3 separate regions of the Mus musculus genome follow, and all the other regions are linked to region 3. Evidence: chromatin loops called from intact Hi-C (ENCODE). Cell type or tissue: left cerebral cortex. All regions are shown on one strand. Links, peaks and the distances in the headings refer to the core of each region. The heading gives the core; the rest is flanking DNA.

Region 1 (7,973 bases), core at 1,297-5,296, 110 kb before region 3:
CAAGGTCCAGGCATGTTATAAAACATCTTTTTAACTACTGTCAGTGAATAAGTCCTCTTCCATAGACTAGAGATAGCTGGTCGGAATGTAGCTATAAAGTAAACACGTAGCAGTTAAGAATTGATTATAGTAGAAAATGGCCTATTTCCTTCTTTTATGCTGAAACATCTGTTACCAGGACACCATCAGTTTTATCCCATGCTTCATTCAGGATTTGGTTAAACAACAATAACACGCAGAGGCAGTCTCTAACTGTTAGGATGGACCTCATGGCCTGCATCACTCGGTTTCTTCCCCTTATCCTTGGCTCAGAGCATCACAGCAAGCACATGTACCACATGCATAGTTGACTTGTCTACTGGGTGTCTTTTCACTAGGATGTACATCCCACTGAGCAACAGCTTCATTTTCAATACCATGTAGTTTCAGTACCTATAATAGTCCTAGCTAAGCTAAGAGTTCAATAAACACACTGGGTAATAAAGAGTCTGCATAGATTATGACCCAACAGAGGAATTAGACTAAGATTTTCTTTTCAAGGAAAAAGACTGGCTCTCTTAAGAAGTATAAAATTAAAAAAAAAAATCCCTTAAAAAATAATGAAGTTGTCAGGCAAATTGCGTTTTCTAGCAAACCATACTTACATAATTATGTCATAATGACATTGAGTAGTATATCTACATCTACATGTGTGCATACATACATACACATACATACTGGCAAGAGACTATGATCTTGACTCCATAATGGGCAGTGATTAAGTGCTGCTGGCTGATTCTCTGAGACGTAAACTTTCTTCTAATTAACCGACTCTCACATTGTGCAACCTTAAGATCGAGTCTCTCATAGGTCTCCAACTTTTAAAAAGCCGACTGTCTCAATATTCATGTAACCTTGAAGAGGGTGTGAAAATGGCTCCAACAAACTTGACATGACATTTAAAGTTTTTTTGGTTATTCGCTGAGAGATGTTCCATTATCCCCATAGTAATGACTTTGGAGCACAAGCAGTCACTCATGACAGTGTGTTTTATGCGAGCGCTGAAAATTCCAACCGAAAACAGCTTGTACATTAAAAGGTGGCTGCTGAAGATATTTACTGCACTGTCATTTCCTGACCAGGGGCTTCCAGTGATAGATGAGGATTTTACACAGTTTCTTGGACAATCTCTACAAATTCTAGAAGTATGATCAGCTTCTAGCTGTGGGAAGAAAATAAATACACTTTTCTTATCACTTTCTCTATCAGGTGGGCAACTGTTACTCAAAAATCAAAATCTAACCGAGCAGTGATTTTTTTTTTTCCTTAGAGGGGTTTATGCGCTGCAGCTTACAGTGCATCTGTGCCTGCAGCAAAGAACACACACTGGACTGGTGGTTCTGCAATTCCCAGGGCCACATAAATGAATTGTTTCTTACACCCACCACCCTCCACCAAAAGGTGTGTGGAAAGTCCATTTGTAGCTAAGTGCTGAGTTTCAGTCAGCATAGTGCTCATTCCTAAATCTTTCAAATTTCAAATGACTCCAGGTCATTTGATGTCTTGTATATTACAAACATCATGAGACTGCCAACAAACAGGGCTATTTTGCTACTGGGCAACTCTAGTTAAAATCTTGGATTCCTGAGAGTACACTGGCAAGAATATGGATCTGGGATACAAGAACATAATACATAAAGCCCTACAATATAGTTATACACAATCAAGGTCAATTCTGTATGTGGAAAAGTAAAAAGAAAAAATAAAATGGGATTTTAGGTAGACGTACTATGAAACCTGAACTTTAAAGGATAATTCCATCCCTTTGAGTCCCAGATTCTATAATAAATCTCACAGAGTAGCTATGGGGATAAAGAGATGAGAGCTGGGTGCTCCTATTTAGTGTTACTATTGCTGCGATGAGATACCATGACCAAAGTACCTGAGGGAGAAGATGGCTTCCTTGGCTTACATTGTTCATCACTGAAGGAAGCCAGGAGAGGAGTTCAAACTTGGCAGGAAACTTGAGGTAGGAGCTGATGAGGAGGCTATGGAGGAATACGGGTATTGGCTTGCTCCTCATGGCTTGCTCAGTCTTCTTCATAGAACCAAGGACTACTGGTTCAGAAAAGTACCCTTAGCCATCAGTCACTAATTAAGAAAATGCCCTATATATAGCAGGATCTTATGGATGTATATTCTCATTCGTGGCTCCCTCCTTTCAGTCATCTCTAATTTATGTGTCAAGTTGACATGACTAACAAGTAAAGCAAAAAGAATTTTGGTCATGTGCTTACATTAGTTACTGAGCAAGTTAGTGGCAGAAGCCAGGTGCGCTCTCAGGAGATACTGGGACTGTTTTAGACAAAGCTGAAAACATTTGCCAAAGACAAGTGTGAAGTAATTCAAAGCTGAGTTTCGTAACAATGATATCCTGAATCCTTACAACTTTGTAGAGCAGAAAGACAGAACCAGCTCAGCACAGTTATGGTCAAGGTCACATCAGCCCTTTCTGTTCTGGTCTCAATTACGTTGATGACTGAATTCTAAGCTTGACCTCAAGTCATTGCAATATCCTACCCCATTCATCCTTCCATTTTCCTAGACAGGCATATCCTACTCTTTCTTCTCTTTTCAAACCTCCAGCATATAAACCCAGCCATTTGGCCCATTCATACATCTCCCCTTAGCATCTAGCATCTGTCAATACCTTCCTTCCTATTAGGATGGGTCAACATCCTGCTATCCCCAGAACAAGCTCTAGGGTCTCACTCCTGCTGTGCTAATGCCTTCCCTTTGTCAGCACTCCCCCTTTGGAACTATCAAGGTGTAGCCCTCCCTGTTGTCATCCCTGTCCTGGCTAATTTTATGTCAACTTGACACAAGCATGAGCCATTTGCAAGGAGGAAATCTCAATTGAGAAAATGCCTCCATAAGAGACTGCTATAGGACATTTTCTTAATTTGTGATGGATGTGGAAGGGCCGAGCCCATTGTGGGTAGTGCCATCCTTGGGCTGGTGCTCCTGGGTTCTATAAGAAATCAGGCTGAGAGAGCCATGAGAAGCAAGCCAGAAGCAAGCAAGCAGCGTCCCTCTAAGGCCTCTGCATCAGCTCCTGCCTCTAGGTTCCTGTCCTGTCATCCTTCAATGATGGACTACATCCGTGGAAGTGTAGGTCAATGAAACCCTTTCCTCCCCAGCTTGTTTTATGGTCATGGATTTCATTACAGCAATAGAAACCCTGACTGAGACAAGTCTCAGCATACACATTTGTTGTGATAACTTCAAACTCAAGAGAGAAGGGCATTTTTATTTGTTTTCACTTCTGCCTCTGCTATGCCCTCCATGCTAGGCTCCTTTAAAGAACCCCTTTGAAGAAGCCAGACTCTTGCCTCTGGTCTTCCCATTTATGCTCCTCTTGAACCCACACTCATCCAATTTTGATATTTTACTCTTCTCAAACAATTCTTGTGAATGTCACCAGTGGACCAACTGTTGAAACAAAGGACAGCAGCTACTTAGACATCTTTGCCCATGAGATGGCAGTTGAAGTGTCCGGCACAGCCTGGCATGCTTCTTTTAGCACTTTGGTGTTTGAACTTCTCTGAAGGCTTCAGCCAATAACCAGTGGGCCAATGCAGGGAAAAACATTTAGATCCTTTTTGAGAAACTCAAAATAGTCATGGGTTTGCCATTTGGGATAAGATGCTAAAGGAATGGCATGGTATTTGAGTCCTCTGCAGTTTCAGAAGGAAACACTTTCATGGAAGCAACTGATAAGATGTGAAAAACGAAGATAGATGCTACTCCACAGAACCCCTGGAAAAATAGCCAAGTGTACAAGGCACATTAAATGGGAGAGCTTGTGGCCCCATCAGCACTTGCCCAATAACTATTCTCTTCCAGAAGCAACACTCCCCTCTCTGCACAGCAACAAATCCACCAGGCCCCTAGTTGCTATTTGGATTAAATTTTTCCATAGCTGTCTTTCAAACAACGTAGGACTAGCAATTCTGTAAATTAGAATTCATGGATTTGCAGAAGTAAATTATAATTTGATGTGGGTGGCTTCATCCTTCACATCTCAAGTTAGAAATACAATATGGCACACTTGGACATATGGACTCGGTGAAAGGTAAGGCTGGTGCTGCAATAAAAAGAGAAGCGTTTCTATTTATCCTCCACAGAAATCTTTGCCAACACACATTTTAAAAATGGAAACTGAAGATACTAAGGCAAAATAGGATGACTGCTTGAGTTTTCTAAAGGGAGTACTTTTGTACAATTTTATGAATCAAATCCTGGGCTTTCCTTTTTTTTTTTTCTTTTCTCTTTAAGATATTACCATTGATGTCTGTGTGTAATATATCCAGGACCCCTGCCAATACTCAGGGCCACTGGTAATGGCAGCACCGCTAGGCGATGAGACAGCTTCTATTCTTAGTACCAAACACATAAGGAAATCCAATACACATATCCTGTATGTTTATCTGTGGAACTATTCAGGATAAAATACATAGTATTTTTTCTATAAAGTAGGAAGACTACCGAATTTCAGTTTAACTCTCCATATGATTCTTCCTATAAGAATCAAATCAAAGAGCCCACCATAGCTTTCCATCCCTCTGTGAATTGAAAGTTGGACTGTTGGAAAGCCAAATTGCTCTTAAATGCAGAAAGCCCACAGGACATAAACATAAAAATCAAGAATGCAAACTATACCCAGTGTTGGGTTCCATATAGTGTTTGGCAGAATATAGATTTAGATGATAACGACATTCAGAAACTACATCCATCTTGTACTACTATTCTCGTTGCTCCTCCAGAAACACAACAGCACAGGAATCTAGGAAAGATGCTGACAATGCACACAGAGAAACACACAGACAGACAGACAGACAGACACACGTGTATTTTGGCATCTAAATGAAGTATTTCAGAGAATAGTTGCTATGCATCTTCCATGCAGAAAGCGGCAAATAGCAGTTATCGTTCAGAGGGGCCTTTCCTTCCTTTAAGTAAGCATATTTCTCCATCACACCGTGGTTCCAATGGGCACTGGCTTCTTAGGCATGCCAGCTCTCTGATGCATAAGGAAATTGAGCTTCCACCTCTCCGAGGCCAATGGCAAGACTGGCAGCTTTGACAGGAGGACTGCACGGCACGTGAGCCCTAATGTGACTTCAGTGAGTTTCCCTCTTCTAGAAATTTGGTGTCTTTTTACAATTCCTTACATTTGCTCTTAGCTATTACTTTGACCTACTAAGTAGCTGTGTTCTTCACCTGACAGCAGCTTTATTAGGGGAAAAGGAGTGAATAACCTATAAACATAATTTTTAAGGCACCACTGGGTATGCACAATAGTAAAGTGTGTGACAAATATATGTTTTTAATCTATGCATTAACAGAAGTTAGTGCTGCCCACCAGCAGTCTGTATCTCTGGGACTTCCCTACTGCGGATTTACTGATATAGACGAGGAATAGTCTCCTTGGTTTCATTTTGCTCTTTTACTTACACACACACACACACACACACACACACACACACACACACACACACACACACACAAATACACACATGCACACACACACACACACACACATGTATGTACGTACACACATGTCTGCATACACATGTATGTATGTACACACATGTCTCCCCCCCCACACACACAATGACAGATGTCCAAAAGGCCATTTTATGTGGTTAGCATCTTTAGAAGTACCAACTAAGCCATCGGAACCATTTGAGTAAAAGCAGAAACATCTGAACAAAATGCGATCCCCATTCAAATAACGAACTCTCTGGAAGGAGAAGCTATCTCTTAAGCTAGTGTGTTTTTTGTAAAAGCTCATATACACAGTTACTTTCTCACTTTACCATGTCATAAATAAAATTTCAAAAGCACCTAAGCCAGCTGCCTTGCTAGTGTCAATGCTGGGTAGGTCAGAATTGAACATCTGACTGGGAGGAATCTTGTAAGGGCCCAGGCTCAGCAGAAGAGGTCCAGCCCCTTTCCCTTAAAGACACTGGCAATGGAAGGGCCCCCATTTCTGACATCCTACCGCCTCCCTTTCTGACAGGCCATGGGTTAGGTGCCCTTTCCAGATCTGCTTTCCTATTGCTCAAGTCTTAGGAATCTTAAGTCCTAGAATCCTTTGGTTTTTCATTCATTCTTCACTAAAATTGTCCCCTAATTCTTTACTGAAATTGTTCCCTATGAGTGCCCAAAACGTCAAGGTTCTTAAACAAAACTGTCTCGTGCCTCATTTCTCCTTGACACCTGGCTTTTGTCCCAGCTCCTGGAAGGTGGCCTTTACGTGTCTGCAATATTTTTACTCATGCTAAGTCTCCCAGACCTGCATGTTTAGCAAAAGAGCTGATAAGTTATGCTAACTAGTGACTCATGGCAGTGTCCTAGACAGTTTGCAGACATGAATGATGTAGGATGGGGTTAGTCAGGCTAGCAGGATGTGTCTGGGAGGGCACAAAGTTTGGGTTGAGTGATGTTAGCCTATTCCCTAAGAATGGCAAGCACCATTTAAATTCAGGCGTGTGGCCGATGACTGGATCAGTTATATGTAAATAATGAAGTCTTAGTTTGTATGGAGCACACTTAACTTCAGGTGAATTTCCTTGTTTGGCAATATACTTTCTCTCACACAGCAGTGGGAAATTTGATTTGCCTTGCGTACCAAAACCTGCACATGCTCAAGTCCTTTATATAAAACAGTTCAGTGTCCCTCTAAGCTACCCGCACCCTCCCATGCGTGTAACTCATCTCTACATCCCTTGTAATATATAAGTAATGCCATATGTAATTCATTAGTTCAGAAATAAGAAATATCTTAACAGTATAAATGCATTTTTTTTACATGTTTTCATGTACAGTGGTTGAGGTCACAGACGTGACATCCCTGAATGTAGAGGACTAACTATCCTCTGTGTCATCTCACATCCCTGAGTGAAGTGTTCCTGAAGATGGCAAATGCTGCAAGTCCCTCCCTATGTCTGGGTCTGGTTTACATCTCCTTGCTAGGATTAAGCTGTAATAGTGTTAGGCTTACCTGAATTATGCTAGCTTGAACTCCATCACTCTGGCAAAGCACTGAAGCTGAGGGAACTTTAGGAATCACTAAACTTGTACTCAGCTGGTCAGAGGGTGACCATGGTCTGGTACCCCAACCTAGTACTTGGTGTCCAAAATGAGGCAGTATTCTTTTGAAGGATTATGACCTGTGCAATTTTAATATAGGTAACTGGTGTTAGCAGTCATTGAATGAGACTATTTATATCTTGTATTATTATTATATTACAATATCAAAGAATCACATGGCCCTTATATAATTTGCAAACACTTTCCTGACATGTATTTGTATTTGATTCCCTTCAATTACTTTGTTTAGTATTGTGTGTGTGTGTGTGTGTGTGTGTGTGTGTGCATGTATGTATACACAAGGTACGTACTTGTGTGTGCATACATTATGTGTATACATGTACCACAGAATATGTGTGGAGGTCAGAGGACAACGTTTGGGATGTGAGTCTCTCCTTCTACTCTTCTGTGGGTTCTGGGGCTCACACGTAGGGCTCTGAATTGAGCAGCAGGAGCTTTCCGTGCCGTGCCATCTAAAACCCTGTGACAGAGGTGATATATTTATCTGTTCATCCCAGTTTACATTTGAAGATGAGGAAACAGAAACCGATTGCAGGCAGTCCTAGAGACAGAACTCAAATCATCATAGTCCTGGTTAACAAAGTCTCCTGTGATAGGGCCCCTTTATTTATTGACTGATTTATCATCTTGCTTCTAACTCCTGCATGCTGGGATAAGAGGCATGTACCACTGTGCTTGGCAGTCTATGTTTTGATGATCTGTATTTTGCTCTTCTTTGACTATTTATTTCACATCCTTCAGTGAACTCTTTTAAGCAACCAAATCTCTTTGTCCATTTCTCACAATTAGACCCTTGGGCTACTTTCCTGCTCCTC
Region 2 (7,973 bases), core at 2,078-6,077, 450 kb before region 3:
GTCCCATCAATGCCACCTGTGGCCAAAAGCAGAAGAAGAAAACGAAGCCAAGCATCCCTTCAAAGACATTTATCCTGTGTCTATATATCCAAAGTACTCACGTGTGAACCAGTCAACGCATGTTCCAACTGATGCTAATCTCAAAAAGTAATACATAGTTAAATCATCTTTTAAAGTTTTCCTTTTTAAAATATATGTATTTAGCTAAGTTTAAAACAACATAAGTATCTATCATCAGAAGATGAAATAAAAAAAAATGTCTTCTATAAACACAACAGAATACTTTTGAGCCTTAAGGAGGGAGGGGGTATCTTATCATTTGAAACAACATGGACGAAGCAGAAGGACATTATACTAAGTGAAATGAGACAGGCCTAAAGAGACACGTTACCATGATCTCACTTGCAAGTCAGAGCTACCAAAAAGTTGAAGTAGAGAAGCTAGGAATGGTTATGAGAAACACTGATACTCTCTTCATAAGAAAAGTTCTGAAAACTTGGTAGCAAAAACATGACAGATTTATGTCCAGTTCTGCAGAGGGCGAGCATCAGCTTAGACTAAGGCAGGAAACAGTAGCATTATATATCTAATAACATGCTTCTGCCCCCTGAATTCTTGGTTGTCTGAATTCTTCTGGAAGGTAGATCCTTCCCATTTGTCTAGCGTAGACTCTATCCCAAATCTCGAGTCCTCTTGGGCCTCAAGAAGACCGTTGAGAACAAGTGGGATTAGTTAAAAACAGATTGTATTGAGTAGTTTTTTTTTAAAGATTTATTTATTATTATACATAAGTACACTGTAGCTGTACTTCAGATGTACCAGAAAAGGGCATTCTTATTACGGGTGGTTGTGAGCCACCATGTGGTTGCTGGGATTTGAACTCAGGACCTTGGGAAGAGCAGTCAGTACTCTTACCCACTGAGCTATCTCGCCAGCCCGTATTGAGTACTTTTGCATTGATAATTCATAATCGAAATTGTTCTAAAATTCTCTTTTTTTGTCAGGTCCTTCTGCGGTTTAAGTACTATCAGCATGGACATTTCAATTAATACTTAAATCTAGAAACTGAAGAGATGGCCCAGCAGGAAAGAGTATTTCTTGATAATGCAGAGGACTTGGGTTCATTTCCCCATACACACATGGCAGCTCACAACAGCTGCAACACAACGTCTAGGAAATCTAACACCTGCTTCTGGCATCATCAGGCAACAAGCACACAAGTGGTGAATGCATACACGTGTACACACTCACACATAAAATACAAATAAGTCGGTTTTAATTAAAATAAAATGTAATCGTGTGTCCATAAAGAACAGAAATTTCAGCCGGGCGTGGTGGCACACGCCTTTAATCTCAGTACTCAGGAGGCACAGGCAGGCAGATTTCTAAGTTCGAGGCCAGCCTGGTTTACAAAGTGAGTTCCAGGACAACCAGGGCTATACAGAGAAACCCTGTCTTGAAAAACAAAACAAACAAATAAAAAGAAACAAAACAAAGAATAGAAATTTTAAAAACTTAAAAACGTACCCCAAACATTGCCAAGTAGAAAGGTAATGAGAACTTTTCCATGAAAAAAAGGCAATGTTAATCAATGCACTTGTAGGATGCTCCTTTCTTATTTATGGAAGCAGAAGCCATGTGTTCTTTAATGACCGGAGACTAGGCCTATGGCATCCTTATTTCCGAGGCTTGATTTCCAAGACTCTCTGAATGAGAAACTAATAAGAGATAGCTTGGAATGAAGAGAAATAAGACAGGACTAAAGATGCCCCTCTTGCAAAGAATGCTATCTATTTCTTGAGCACAAGGCTCAGAGTTTGATTCTAGGCACAAGACAAAGCAAAGTTTTAGAAGAAACCGCTACAGGAGCTGGAGCTGTATTCTCTTTGCCTAGAAGATTTGGCTTTTCTTAATCCCTACCTGAGACAGATGGACAATCTTCTTGAACTCACACTTGATCATGTCACAGATTCCCTCAGTATGGGTGATTCTGAAATGTGTGAGGAAGAAATGATCACATTGGTTTCTCAACTTCCCACGTTTCCCTGTCTCCAGAAACTCTGTGTAAATGGTGTCTACTTTATATATGGCAACCTGAATGAAATCCTCAGGTGCCTGAAGAAGCCATTGGTATCATTTTGCATCAATAACTGTGAACTCTCACAGTCAGACTTGGATTGCCTGCCCTATTGCCTGAATATTTTTGAGCTAAAATGTTTGTACCTTATTGATATACCTTTAAATCATTTATGCCTTGATCCTCTCGGGTTTCTCCTTGAGAGTGTTAGACATACCCTGGAATGCTTGGAATTAAAGTCATGTGATATGGGGGAACCTCAATTCAATGCCCTGCTGCCTGCCCTAAGTCAATGTTCCCACCTCACAGATGTCAGTTTTTGGGAAAATGAACTCTCTCTGCTGTTCCTGAAACAACTTGTGTAATTAATGACTACTTCATAATAAGAGTTCCCAGATCGCAACATAGAAAAAAGAAATCCATCCTCAGAGCATAGCAGGCACTAGGCTATGAGGTAATTCCGGGCCTTCCTTCTGAGCATCACAGGACCTATGAACAGGGTGGAAGTTATTCAGTAGCATTTATTGAAAGGTCTAGTTCAGTGCCTTCCACGGGTGGGCAGTCAAAAAATCTTATTTGGAGATAATATTTATGCAATGGTAATCAGACTCCTTCAGTGTAGCAATTTTGGGGGAGAATATTGTCTGTGCTGAGGTTAAGCTTTGTGAGGTAAAATAATAAAAGGAAGGGCAAAGACCAGATGTGGAAAGTATTCAGAAGAGAAATTAAGGTTTAGGCAAATTTTACATAAACATTGTCAATTACAATTCAGAAAAATAAATGCATTTACAGAAAAGTTTGAAACAAGCTTTGCTCGGTGTGGAAAGTGCATCAAAACTGCAGGTGCTTTCATTCCTTCTAATTTTATCAACTCATGCACACTTACTCATTCAGGAGTGAAGGGGAGGAAGCAGACGGACTCTGACCCTTGTTCCAGGGCAACTGAGATCAATTACCTATAATTGAGTCCTTTTGCCTTTGTTTCTTGAGGGCCATGGATACTAAATTAACAAATATAAACACTTTCCCTAGAGTTTTGTCGCAGGAGAAATCGAACTGCATAATTTTGTAAACTGTTTTAATGTTGCAGCTCAACTATACCAATGATTCAAAAGTTTACAAAGTGTAGGAGGCTTTTGAGTTGGGAATCTTTCTGAATTTCCATTGCTGAACGTGTGGTCCAGCAATGAAGAGAACTTGTTGCTGTTGCAAAGGCTCGAGGTAGAATTCCCAGGACCCACATGGTGGCTCCCAGGTCTTCCCATCAAGACCCTTCCTCTGACCTCTGAGGCACTAGGTACTCAGGTGGTGCCCATACATGCATGCAGGCAGAAGAGTCATACTCATAGTCAAATCACTCATAAACACATCTTTCAGGCTGTATTTCTTTTTCTATCTAGGATAGAATACTTATTTTCAGGGATGGTTTATGGGAAGGCAGAAATGAAGGCAGACAGAGGAGCAGAAGGTTCTGCCAGTCACACGTGTCCCCGCAGGTGGCATGATGGTGTGCTCTTCCAGTGCATCCACTAGGAAGATGCCTGCTTTAGAAGCTGGGAAGGCATTCGGACTCAAAACCAAGATTCCAAAGTTAAGGAAGCAAATATCTGGAGTCTAATCAAATCCATTCACTACTCGGAGATCAGAAGAAGGCTGCTCAGCCCCCAAACCCTCTCTTAGAAACTCATGGGAACTGGAGTTTTGTGCAAACTTCAGGTTAGTGAACGACTGAATTCATTTCCCTATGATTATCCTGTTTCGGCATTTTAGAATTCTCCCGATCCCCCTTTTCTCCCATTTTGTCACCTAATTTGAAACTCATCAGTGGCATAGCTTGAAGATTCCAGTAACTGCTTTAAGGAAGGTTTCACCTGATGTCTCATGAAGTTGGAAAACATTGCCTGTACTGCCTGGTTAGCAGAGACAATCAAACTTAAATTAGAAGTTGTTTTCTTTTCTAGTCGAAGGGATTTCATAGACGGGCCAGGCATCGGAAGTGTGAGAGGCAGCTCAGTTCCCAGGAGCAGCAGTCACACAAACATCCAGAAAGGAAAGCCTAAAAATAAGAACTCCTTCCTCTCCCTGGCTGTTTTCATTTCACACAGATTACTCTCGGTGTGCATACCCCAGTGTCATCTTTGACTTCCTTTCGCAGGAAGGTCTGTTTTCAAAATTTAAACACACCGGAGCTACAATAAATCTTTGCAAGCTGACACTGAAGCCTTGGGAACAAGTCACTCTGAAAACTCGGAAAGGACAAAATTCCAGTCTGTGTGAGACCAACTTCAAAAGTATTTATTTTGTAGGGAGATACCAATCTCTCTCTCTCTCTCTCTCTCTCTCTCTCTCTCTCTCTCTCTCATACACACACACACACACACAAAATTAAAGTCATAGTTTGACATCCTTTGCTTATGAAGCTTATGAGTGTAAATACAAACATGTGTACACACATACACACACAGTTAAAGTCATAATTTGTTATTCTTTTCTTATGAAGCTATGAATGTAAATACACACACACAGAGCGAGAGAGAGAAGAAGAGAGAAAGGGAGAGAGGGAGAGAGAGAGAGAGAGAGAGAGAAATTTATCATAAAATCCACAGATAAAACACACAGAAGAGACCAACAACATTGTTTTCATTCTTTGCAATATTTGAATACTTAAAAATTACTAAACGAGAATATACTCTACTCATAGGAAGATATTTTTAGCAGTGATATTCTAGGAGAACTCTTTCATAATGGCAGTGTGTGCAATAAGTTGACTTAAAGATAAACAAGTAAAAAGCATGAATCAAGTCCTGTTATGGAAGGTTATCTGAGACAAAACACCGAATGGAAAATACCATTCTTTTTAAGCAAGAAGGAACAAATATTTAGGCTCTATTCACTTAATCTGAAATTTCTAGTGAGTACCCATAATACTCTGAGTCACAGCTTTGTTTTCAAGCAAGTTTCAGGATAACCTCATGCAGGAGGTGATGAATCTGAGAGTCTAAGAGCAGAAAACAGAAATTGAAGCTGAAGAGAACAAAGACAAGGACAGAAGCCAGGGCAGAGCTAGAAAATGACAGAAATGTGTGGCCATGAGTCCTCAGGTCCCTGCATCTGTCTAGTTTTGCATAGAGATTCTCAATATCAGTTCGGCAAAGATCTTGTAACAGCAAAAAGGGAATCCGGGGGCGGGATGGTGGGGGAGAGCATGAAGACTCTATATCACATCATCATGATTCCCATCTTCATGATTTTCTACTCAAATCCCCATAGTGCAGAAAAACTTCCAGAAGCTTCCTTGCAGCTTCTTTGGGCATTAGTCTGTTCTCATTCACCTCCCCACTATGACCTGCTCTTTCTTATGATCTTTGTTTGATGTGCTCAGATCAGCATCTTTATTGATGTGTTCTCACAAAAGCTAGGTATGGTGTCTCTGTAGAGCTAAGGGGATGGGTCATTCAGTAAAATACTTACCACACGAGCATGAATACCTGAGTTCAAATCCCCAGCATCCACATAAAAACTGGGTGTGGTCATATATAACTGTAACCCCTACTCTATGAAGTGGAGGAGGAGCAACGGAGGAAGCAAGATCCCTGAGGCTTACTGAACAGCCACTCTAGACAAGACAATGAAGGGAAACAGAAGACAACTAATATCAACCTCTGCCCTCCACATCCATAAGTACCTATGAGCCTGCACACACCCCCACATACATGCATAGACACAAACATGCACACATGGACATACCCCATGCATCATAAAAGAATTGAATAAATCATCTAATAAGTCACAGCTTTAATAATCTGCATTGATAGTAAAATTATTGAAATTTCCCCTTGAAGTCTATAGGACCCTTTATTTTTCCACCTCCTGCCTTACTGAGCTAATTCATACTTCAAATATCCACCCACTCCATGATTTGTTCAGATGCTGCTCCCTAATGCTGAATAGCCTGCCTTCTGCTTCATCACAGCACTTAGCACGGCCACCCACAGCACGGGATTTAGTGGCTTGTCTTCCCTTCAGTGTCCAGAACAGGCTCACAAAACCGTCTCTATGCCAGGGCTCAGCCCAATGACTGTCATAGCAAAAGTGTTCAATAAAATGCCATTGAGCAATCACGAATAAACAAATCTCAGATCGCTTTAAAATCACAAGAAGTAAAGGGACTGAAAACACAAGTCAATTCTAACTTCAAAGGCATTCTTCTTCCAGAAAGCACCCTGGTGCCAAGCAAATCATGGATAAATGTCCTTTCCTGGAGATACAGCTGAATACTCTGTCTTCCCTAGTAAATATCAAGGGAGAAACAAAGTTTAAATGCAGCCTTCCCTATGCCTACATCAGCAAACACTAGGAGCTCGATAAACGTTTGTTTATTATCCTGGTAAGGTAGGTCCTGCTTTGTCTCTTCTTGGCTATTCAACTGTTCAGGCTATTGAGGATGCTGCTATAGAATTTTGTCCTTAAGATTGTTGTCCAGGAACCAGGAACCTGGGTATCACAGGAAACCAACCCATTATAACTTTAGAATCCCAGGCCCTCCCTAACTCTTCTAACTTCGCATCTGCATTTTTGTCATGATAACCAAGTAACTTGTATACACAGTGAAGTTAAAGAAGCCCCGCTCAGGAATATTAAGTAGGGATGAAGGTGCAACTCCTCCCCAAACACTTGCAATTGAAGACAGAACTCAAACCCTTCCCGTTGGAAAAAAAAAAGCAATAAATAAGTACTGTAAAATCAAGGCTAGTGGAAAAGAGGACAGCATTAGTCATTGTAACTTGAAAACATACAAAGAATAAAATAATGCCCATTCCAAGAAGTTCAATGCATCTGGGAGCCACTGAGCTTTCAATGAAGGTGCTGTCTTCTAAACGTGATGGGTTCACAACCGAGTGTCTGGATAAAAGGAGACAACATCCAAATTCACATGATGAGACTTATATTAGAACTAAAGAGGAGCTTCCATGCAGTGAGTCATGGGAAGTTCAACAGCCATAAGACCTTGTATACACTGCAAATAGCTCAGTTTCCATAGGGGAAGTGCAATAAGAAAGTACTCCAGTTACAGTATTGCCTTCAGCGTGAGTTGCAAGAATACCATGCAAACACTCAATACACATACTAATTGCCATATCATAATTACATCAAAAAACAGGCAGTTGGATATTTTGGCATGGTTTCCCTCCCTGCCGGGCTTTAGCTGCCCCACATGTCTTCCTTCCCAAGCCATGGATGTTGATAATTAAGGGCATAGGTGATCATAATCTCTTCATCCTGTATAAGAATATGCAAGTGTTTTCTTACATTTCCTAGGTGGTCCTTGGATCTTTATCAGATTTCAAATCCCTACTTTCCGTGTGTAAGATGGAATAGCACAGAGCAGGTGCCATAGTAGGACAGATTCTAGTTCTGCCTTCCTCATTGTGTGACTTCCAAGTGGGGACAAGAGTGTCGCCACAATCAGTGCAATAACTGGATAGGCTTTTGTACCAATCAAATGAAATGTTATCCGAAATGGTACTTTATAGTTACGAAGGGCTTCCAGATTTTAGTACAATTATCATTAAGGGACATTTAAAACATCGTTTCCTATAAATAGCTCAGTAGGACACCCTCAAAAAAAATCTATACCCCTTAAAGAGCTATGGGATTGTGGAAATGGCCGAGAGGCTTGCATGCCTATCACCTAAGCCCCTGACATATGAAGACGGAGGTGACTGAAGGGTATAACCAATACAAATAGCAGCAGGGGTCTAACTAGAAAGAAACTTCAGCTGCATGGTGACAATGAGAGGTGAATGGTGACAGCTTCTGGGTGGGCTGCTATGGGCCATGGTACCTTCTCTCTAGGCAGATGTCTGAAGGAGATATGCCCAGGCATGTCTTCCAG
Region 3 (7,973 bases), core at 1,988-5,987:
ACTGCTTCTGGTGGCTACTGGAGACAGAGTGCTTTATCAGGGTGTCAAATGTATATGGCATTGATAGTGCAGAGGTCCAAGAGATATTTATTCAGTTTTTCTAAATCTGAAATAAGAGAAGCTGTATGCACATAAAGGTTTGGAGCTATAGCTATAGTTTTAAAATGACATTAATAATATATGGCCAATAAAAGACATGATGACAAAAGTTGAAAATATCAGCTAATAAAATTAAATTAGTGATTTGATACATGTGTGTATGCATTCGTCAGAGTTCTCCAGAGTATCAGAACTTGTAGGGTGAATGAATACCATCCCCCTCCCCCCATCCCCTCACCCCTGCTTTCTGTCTTACTACCTCAAGATCTGCATTAGAAGTGAATCTTCCTACTTCAAATTAAACAAACATTCTTCATATGAGTGCTTTCCATGTTGGGGTTTTAGTTCCAGATGTAGTCAAGTTCACAGCCAAGAATTCTCATCACAAGTCTACCCCTTGTCAACCTGACACACAATCATATCTTGGTATGTATGTTGTGATTAATTTCCAAATAAAAAAATAACCAGGCTATAATAATGCTACACAGGCTATAACTATCCCACATACAATTGTATTCTTACTATATATTTAATTCAAGCTAAAATTACATCTAACATTATCTAACTATCCCTTACAGAACCTCAAAAATTATAAATTTATAATAGGTGGCAATGTCCAATGGACATTCTTTAATTTCTCAACCTTAAACATGATAGCCAAAGGATATTCTCTTGATATTCCATCACATAATAAAAATAAAGAAAGAAAACATAAATATCTGTACAAATTCATTCTTAACATATATGAGAGAGCGCTCGTGCCCATGATAAGCCTCTTTTCTGCAACCGGTCACAGGCCTTAGCTGGTATTTATGTCTACCTTCCTCTTCTATCCATCCTGCATCTTCTCCACTCTCAGGAAGCAGCTCAGCAGGGCTTGGCCCATTCTTTCCTTCCTGATTGGCCTGTGCCCTTTGTCATCCTGCTTGGATGAGGCTGTTGTACTTTCCCACTGACTTTAATCACAGGACACAGTAGCACCAAGAGATGCCCCAAAGGATTTCCTGCACTCCAGACATAACCTCTTCTCTCCACTGTGGAGAAGCAATCTCATTTCCACATGGTACTAGATTAATCGCCACTCTTAACACTGTTATTCCTTTTGTTAGCCTGCTGCTTTAGGAGCATTAGGAGCCCTAAAAGGTCAGGGAGAAGTCTGAGTTTCTCTTACATAGCTTTTGCCTTCAAAGCATCTACAATACTTATTTTAAATTAAGCTTAGGATGCTGTCATAGTAATATAATCACTATGCTTAGTGGTGGGTTTTCTTTATGATTTTGAACAGGGGGCTGAGTTGTTACTACAAAAGGAGATATGTTACAAAGACTAAAAATTCTTTTTTCTAATACTAATACAACGATTCCACTCTCTTCAGAGATTTTATATTGGTATTTACTGTTCCCCTTCCCACTTCTGACCAGATTGATAGCCAAAGAATCAAACTTAAAGAATAATGTGCATACGCATAAGACTTTTACTAGTCTTTGAATTTTAAATGCTCAAATGCCTCTATGTAGTTAATGTGGTAGTCATCAGAGAACTTAACTACAGCCACAGGACTGTCGGGAGCTCCGTCCTCCTGGAGCTTCTAGCTCTGGCAATCTATGGATTTCCATTTATTTCTCTGCTAAACAAAATCATCTCTAAAGTTCAGGTCCCCACTCTTCTCTCAACTTCTATCTATAATTCTGTGCCATGGTGGAGCGAAACCAACCATAAGCTAAGGCTTTGGCTTACTTATTACTCGTAACGAACGTCACTTGTTCCAATTCATTTTTGCCATTCTTAGAACAAGGCGAATCAAGAGCTGAAGCACACTAAAAAGTTGACAGGTCTATTTAAAATTCTGTTACAGATTTAATCTTTCTGGTCATTTCTTAACCATTTACTAAGAATATTCTGACCACTCAGATACTCTCTGGATTTTCTTCCTTCGTTAACTATTTTACCTCCCTTACAAGTGTGATACACACACCTTCTTAGTCACACCTTAATACTCACAGAAAGGAACTCGAAAGCACTCCCCAGTGCTTCAGATGAAGTCTGTCAGGTAGTTTTTCTGTTAAATCCAGCCAACTTTGATAACAACCTCAGCATGAGGCAATGGGAGTCACAAAGTATGAACATGGATGACAGACATAAGCAGAGTCCAAGAACAGAGACTTGCCAGAACAGAAACCAAATGAGTAAGAGCAGACGCTTTTAAGACAGAGTCACAGACAGGATAGAAGGCATTCATATGGGATCTTTTAAAAAACTCAACTCCTTGGCAAATGTTAGAGATGAAGATAAGTCACTCCCATTTAGCAACTGTAGCATCGTCCACTGTAAACAGTCTATGCGACGCATCTGTATTTACAGTTTCTCCAAAGTTGAATTCTTTGCAACTGCACTGACAAACAAGGCAAGGAAAGATGAACACAGGTCTCAATACTTCACATGTATCCTGATGATTAGTGGATCTGCAACTTTAAAGTAGTTACCATGAAATGGCATTGCTCTGAAATACCGCCGTAGCCAACTCTGATCAGAAGTGTGCAAATGTAACTTCAAACAATACAACTATAACAAAACATTCACTTGCGACCTAATTAGAAAAACAGAAGAAATAACTTCAAGGAAATAAGGCAGTATGGAAAACAGAGCCCGTCATCTCAGAGCAAAGACAAACATCTATGCATTTTTTTACTCTTGGAGTTATACTGAGAACTTCAATAGCAGTGTAGTAAAAATCACAGACCAACAGGATAAAAGCAGGTAAGAATAGCATGCAATTTATGAATAAAGTTTATTACCATGGTTACAAACTTTGAGAACAGGCCTCTGAGACATCGGGCTGAGACTCTGCCGAATATCTGTTAAAAAGAGAGAGAGAAACTTAGTATCTGTATGTTTGACTTAAGAAGTAAAAGAATATCCTGTGATTTTCCCAAGCTTAGGTCTTTTCAGTGATGGTGCAATGCTTGACCGCCCTGAAACACTCGGAACAGTGATGCTTGGACTTTTACCCCACATTTAACTGTGGGACGCTAACCTCCACTGGGGCAAGGTGCATATGGGTCTCTTGATGAGACTCATCACACCGGTCAGGATTGTCTAGCTTCAATGCACATCGATTTGTTAATGCACTACTGACACCAGCCAACTGGAATGCATCTCTCTCTGACACCTGTCTCTGCAAGGGATTAAGCAAATTTAGGAAAGTTAGAAACAATTTCTGCCCACAGCACTGTTCTTGTGACAAATGACTTTAAAAGAATTAAGGGGAGAAACCGCTCTTCCCTAGAAAGTAACATGAGATAAGAAAAGAATTCACCTTTCAGCTTTGGTGTCCTTTTTCTTCTGTCGCGGAAGGCAGCCCCTGACTGCAAGGCCTCCAGCAGACTATCCATCACTCCTGTCTCATCTCCCTCTGTGAAAAGAGATGCAGGGAATTCCATCAACCCTCGGGGTTACCAGAGCAATGTCAAAGCACACATGCAAATGCGGGCGATGGTGGTGGCAGAGAGCAGAAGGACAGAACATCAGAACTAGACCAGGAATTTCCAAACAACAAAAAAAATTCCAGCTCTGTCCTAAATCAGCCATTTTTTAATTAGAGCCATCTCAACAGTGTGTCTGTGTCCTGCCCACTAAAGAGGACAGGGCTTCTCAGACGCAGTGTGGAGCATTGCTTATATAGACCAATGGCACGGTGAGTTTAGATGGAATGTACTTCAGTGTCTGCAGTCATCATAAATCATATTTTTTTCTCCTAGAAATGAGTTATTTTTTAAAGCATAAAACTAGTTTCTAAAAGCGACCAGGTGTATGGTACAGTGCCTATTATACAGAAGCTGGGCCTGCCAAAACTTACCATAGAAAAGAAAACTTACCATTTTCATGCAGGACTCTATGAATGAATATATTTCTAATTACACACACTCACACACACCCCTGATATATAATTCTGCTGATAGATAAAATATGTATATTGCCCTCTGACAAGCTTTCATATGATTCATGAAAGTTATCTTTTACAAGTAAGATGGTAAACTCAGAGATGATTTTAAGAATTTAAAGGATAGCATTCCTTAAGCTAGTTCTTTCCTAAGAACTTTGTTCACTGTTTTTATTTCCCCCTTTTGGAGCCACACTCTCTTTATAGACAACTCTTGACATGTGACCATGGCAGAGTACAAAACCCCACTCCTTACAGTTTATAAACAGATGCAGACATAGAACTATGCGTCAGCTGCTTTGCCATCTGCTCCTGCCGCACAGTTTTAGATGAGAGCTAAACCTTGGAGGTGTGATCAAAAATGGTGGGTGAGAATCCAAGTATTTAGAGGTTGTCAATTTACACATACATTTAATTCTGAAGCATTTCAATGTTTACTGTAAAGTACACTAAATATTTTAGACAATTTAATAAGTAACTACTTACCTAATCTTTAAAAATTTACACTCAAATTCAAGTATATTTTTGCTATACATAAGTTCATGTAATATTAAATATTTAAGGTAGTTATCAGTGAAAGTAAACATTTAAATAAATGAAAGAATTTGCTTTTTTTTTAAATTTAGTATTATGTTTGATTGCAAATAAAAAGCAGGAAAAAAATAGAGAATTTGTTTAGAGAAAAAGAGAACATAAAAGTGTTGGTGTTGCTCCTGGATTGTAAACCAGTTATAACTGAGTATGGCTGCTTCTAGATGATTATACTGTATGGGCGCTAAGTTACTGCTGGGTGTTGACTCTATTACGGCTGCAGTCTCCCTTTTTCATGCCTTTGAACATGCAGCTCTCTATAATGAGGGTCTTTTACACTGTCTTCCCCAAGCGAGCTCCTACCACTACTTCAAGACAGAAACTGAGACCATGTGAGACCATGCCTTGCCCCATATGTGCTAACTTAGTGTGCACACATGATAACACGTCCTTTGGAAAGTTTTGCTGTTTCCTAGACTGTACTATTTAGGAGACAAGTATGTCCTGGAAGACAGGGATCGCTGAGGAAGAGCTTATTCCGTTCATCACACACATACACACACACACACACACACACACACACACACACACACACACACACACACACACACAAACACACACACACCCCATGGCAGGGTTTACTCTGTGTAGCCCTGGCTGTCCTGGAACTCACAGAGGTCTACCTGTTATGCTTTCTGAGTCCTGGGATTAAAGGCATGTACCACTACTGCCTGGTTCTATTTAATTTTTATAGGTAGCAAAATTCAATTATTTTCATAGACACAAGTTGTCTCTTCCATTATATTTGCCTATGTTCTTGGTTAGGGACATAATCATGCCTCATATCATTGCTAAAAACCTCTGATTTGAACTTTAAATAGACTTGTGGGCATGTCAACTCTATTCATGCTGAACAGAACTAATATATAAGATGACAAGCTATAAGGAGGATGTTCTTCCCATGCTAGGTGTGTTTTAGATACTTATCCAACACATGTTTACCTGCCATATGGTATTGTGCACTGGAGCAATACTACACACGTATGATACCTAGGTTGTACAAATTAACGAGAACTCCCTCCAGTTCTCAGAAGCAGACTGGGGTAGATGTGAAAGGGTGGACACCATCAGAAGAAGAGAGGTCTTGGAAGAAGAAGTAGAGATGGAGGCAAATGTGCAAAATTAAAAGATGTATAAAGCTGTTTAAATCTTTATACATACATCTTTCTACTTATACACCTAAGAAATAAGGTCAATTTACATAAAAATATAGCCTCATTTCTTCTGTGAAATAAATAGACCACCTGAAATAGTGTCCCGGCAGAACTGAATAACACATTGCCTCCTATAATTTGTAAATGGAACTTTGAAAAGTGCAGTGTTGAGGAAAGGCCAGTCTGGGAGGAGACTTCCAAAGTAGAGTCAATGAGGTGAGGATGGGAAGGAGGGGCAGCAGCTGAGGAACAGCTGAGGTCTTGGTGCGCATGGATGGAGGAAGATGAAGTATGGGAGAATTCTGAGATGGGGGGCAGTGATGGTTAGGTGCTATGGTAGTGGGAGATGACCACAGTGACCAGCAGGTGATGTCAGGGTATGACAAAGGCACACTATTTTGAAAGACATTCTCTTATTACAAGTAAGAGTAAGATGGCACCCCAAGGACTTGTGAAAGTCCTCAACATAAAGCATGGGCCCACACGCCATTTTCTTCAGCCAAGACAGAACATTAAAATTGATGCAATCAAGAAAGAGTGCATTCTACAAGCTTCCTGAAGTCTGAAAACTAGCAATCAAACCCAAACAACTTACAAAGGAAATACCCGAGGATGGGGTAGACTTCTCGATAGCAAACTGAATGTCAAAAGACAGGAGGTAAGTGATTTCTAGCTTCTGAAGAGAATTATTTCCAGGTAAGCAGTGGTTCAGTTGCCAGTAAGGTAGGGACAGAAAATAGCCATGCTCAGGCAATTCAGTCACCAAGACATGATTTCCTAGAGACAGGAAATGTGTGAGGGTTTGGATCTAAAATGTCTTCAGAATCCACATGCTAATGGCTTAGTTGGCATAGCTCTTGTGAAGAGAAAGCTGAACCCTCAGCAATGGACCAGTCCACTGATGAGATATTTGATGAACTATTGAGAGGTGACAAATGCTTAGGAGATGGCACATTATTCCTTTCAGGGTGCCTCTCCCTGGTATCCAGGCTTTTGGTGACCATGAGATGAGCATTGCATTTCTGTCCTCACCTGGAACATGGCCTTTACCATGGCCCAGACACAATGAGACCAGCTGATAATGGACTAAAATCTCTAAAATTGAGTGCCCAAAGAAATGATCCCCCTGTGTCTTGGATATTTTGATAAAAAAACAGAAGACAGACTAACACATGGTGCTTTGGCAAAATAAAGGAGTAAAATCAAAACAAAACAAAACAAAACAAAACAAAACAAAAAAACAAGTGGGAGAGGCAGGAAATGAGACCCAGGAAAGGCAGAAGACAACCAGTGAATTTAAGAGGACTCCCAGGCTTCCCAGGACCTAGGCCAAGAGTCTGCAGTTTATGGGGGAAAAAATAAGCTGAGAAGAGGAAACGGGCCTTAAGAGCTGATGTCTGACCATTTAGAAAAATCAACCATGGATGTTTATACAGATCTATTATAAGGAGTTTGAAAAACCAGAGACAGATAAACACAAATCTTAAGCACTTTGTTTTTAGTTTGCATTACCTTAGAAATATACACTGTGATAACAGTTCCTATGGCCTGCATGCTGGTGGCCTAAGAGCACTGGAATCCTTAGGAGGAGAGTCATTAGGAAGTGATAAAGTCAGGGGAGCTCAGATGGATGGGGACACTGCCCTTAAAAAGGCTGTTGGCCAGTTTACTCCACCGCCACCACACGGGTCCAAAGGAACAAAGTGTTATTTGTGGAGAGGAGGGAGCCCTATGCAAAAACGGAGTTCACAGAGGCTCTGACTGTAGATATCTCAACCCCAAGAACCATGAGCCAATACATCTCTCTCTCCTGAATACAGACTGCCATGTGGACGGAATTTTGTTTTAATAGCAACAAGGAAACAAGGAATATTTAGAATGTGGCAATTTTAGAAATGTTGGTTCTTCTGATGGCCATAAACTCTGCTGTGATTACACTGAAGGCTAACAGGGCAAAGCTGTCAGTGGTGCCAGGTAAGCACAGGTGGGGGGAATCCAAGGAACCCAACCCTCAGGACACTCACCAGGGACTCAGTCTAAAGTGAAAACTGTAATCGGAAAAGTGACTTTTACGTTCCTGAAAGTTGAAGAGGAAACTGAGATAAGGACACTTGTTTTTACCCTAAGGCGGCCATGTGTGGGAAGGAGGAAGACAGTTCACTAAGGGTATGCTACAGCTCGATGGAAGC

What was found. Hi-C counts contacts between places; a loop is a spot of excess contacts. Peaks named below come from ENCODE experiments on the same cell type or tissue, not always from the same donor. Only the 100,000 strongest peaks of a DNase experiment are listed, where the experiment ranks them.
Region 1: a loop joins it to region 3, with 2.5 times the contacts of the local background. A loop is called at or near these places in 11 of 42 quality-filtered maps.
Region 2: a loop joins it to region 3, with 2.8 times the contacts of the local background. A loop is called at or near these places in 3 of 42 quality-filtered maps.

The regions. Positions count from the first base shown.
Region 1 is chr14:86,656,628-86,664,600 of GRCm38, forward strand. The region is part of intron 27 of Diaph3 (diaphanous related formin 3); the gene reads right to left. Among named protein-coding and RNA genes, the nearest start is that of Gm33025, 130 kb to the right of the region's middle. In left cerebral cortex, for the core only: no CTCF peak of the experiment used is centred there; DNase peaks (open chromatin) are centred at 3,582 and 4,100.
Region 2 is chr14:86,318,425-86,326,397 of GRCm38, forward strand. It overlaps the pseudogene Gm4350. Among named protein-coding and RNA genes, the nearest start is that of Gm32815, 22 kb to the left of the region's middle. In left cerebral cortex, for the core only: no CTCF peak of the experiment used is centred there; a DNase peak (open chromatin) is centred at 4,061.
Region 3 is chr14:86,769,192-86,777,164 of GRCm38, forward strand. Diaph3 (diaphanous related formin 3) reads right to left here. Exons shown (of 28, transcript NM_019670.2): 26 at 3,416-3,511; 27 at 2,895-2,954. Among named protein-coding and RNA genes, the nearest start is that of Gm33025, 21 kb to the right of the region's middle. In left cerebral cortex, for the core only: no CTCF peak of the experiment used is centred there; a DNase peak (open chromatin) is centred at 4,334.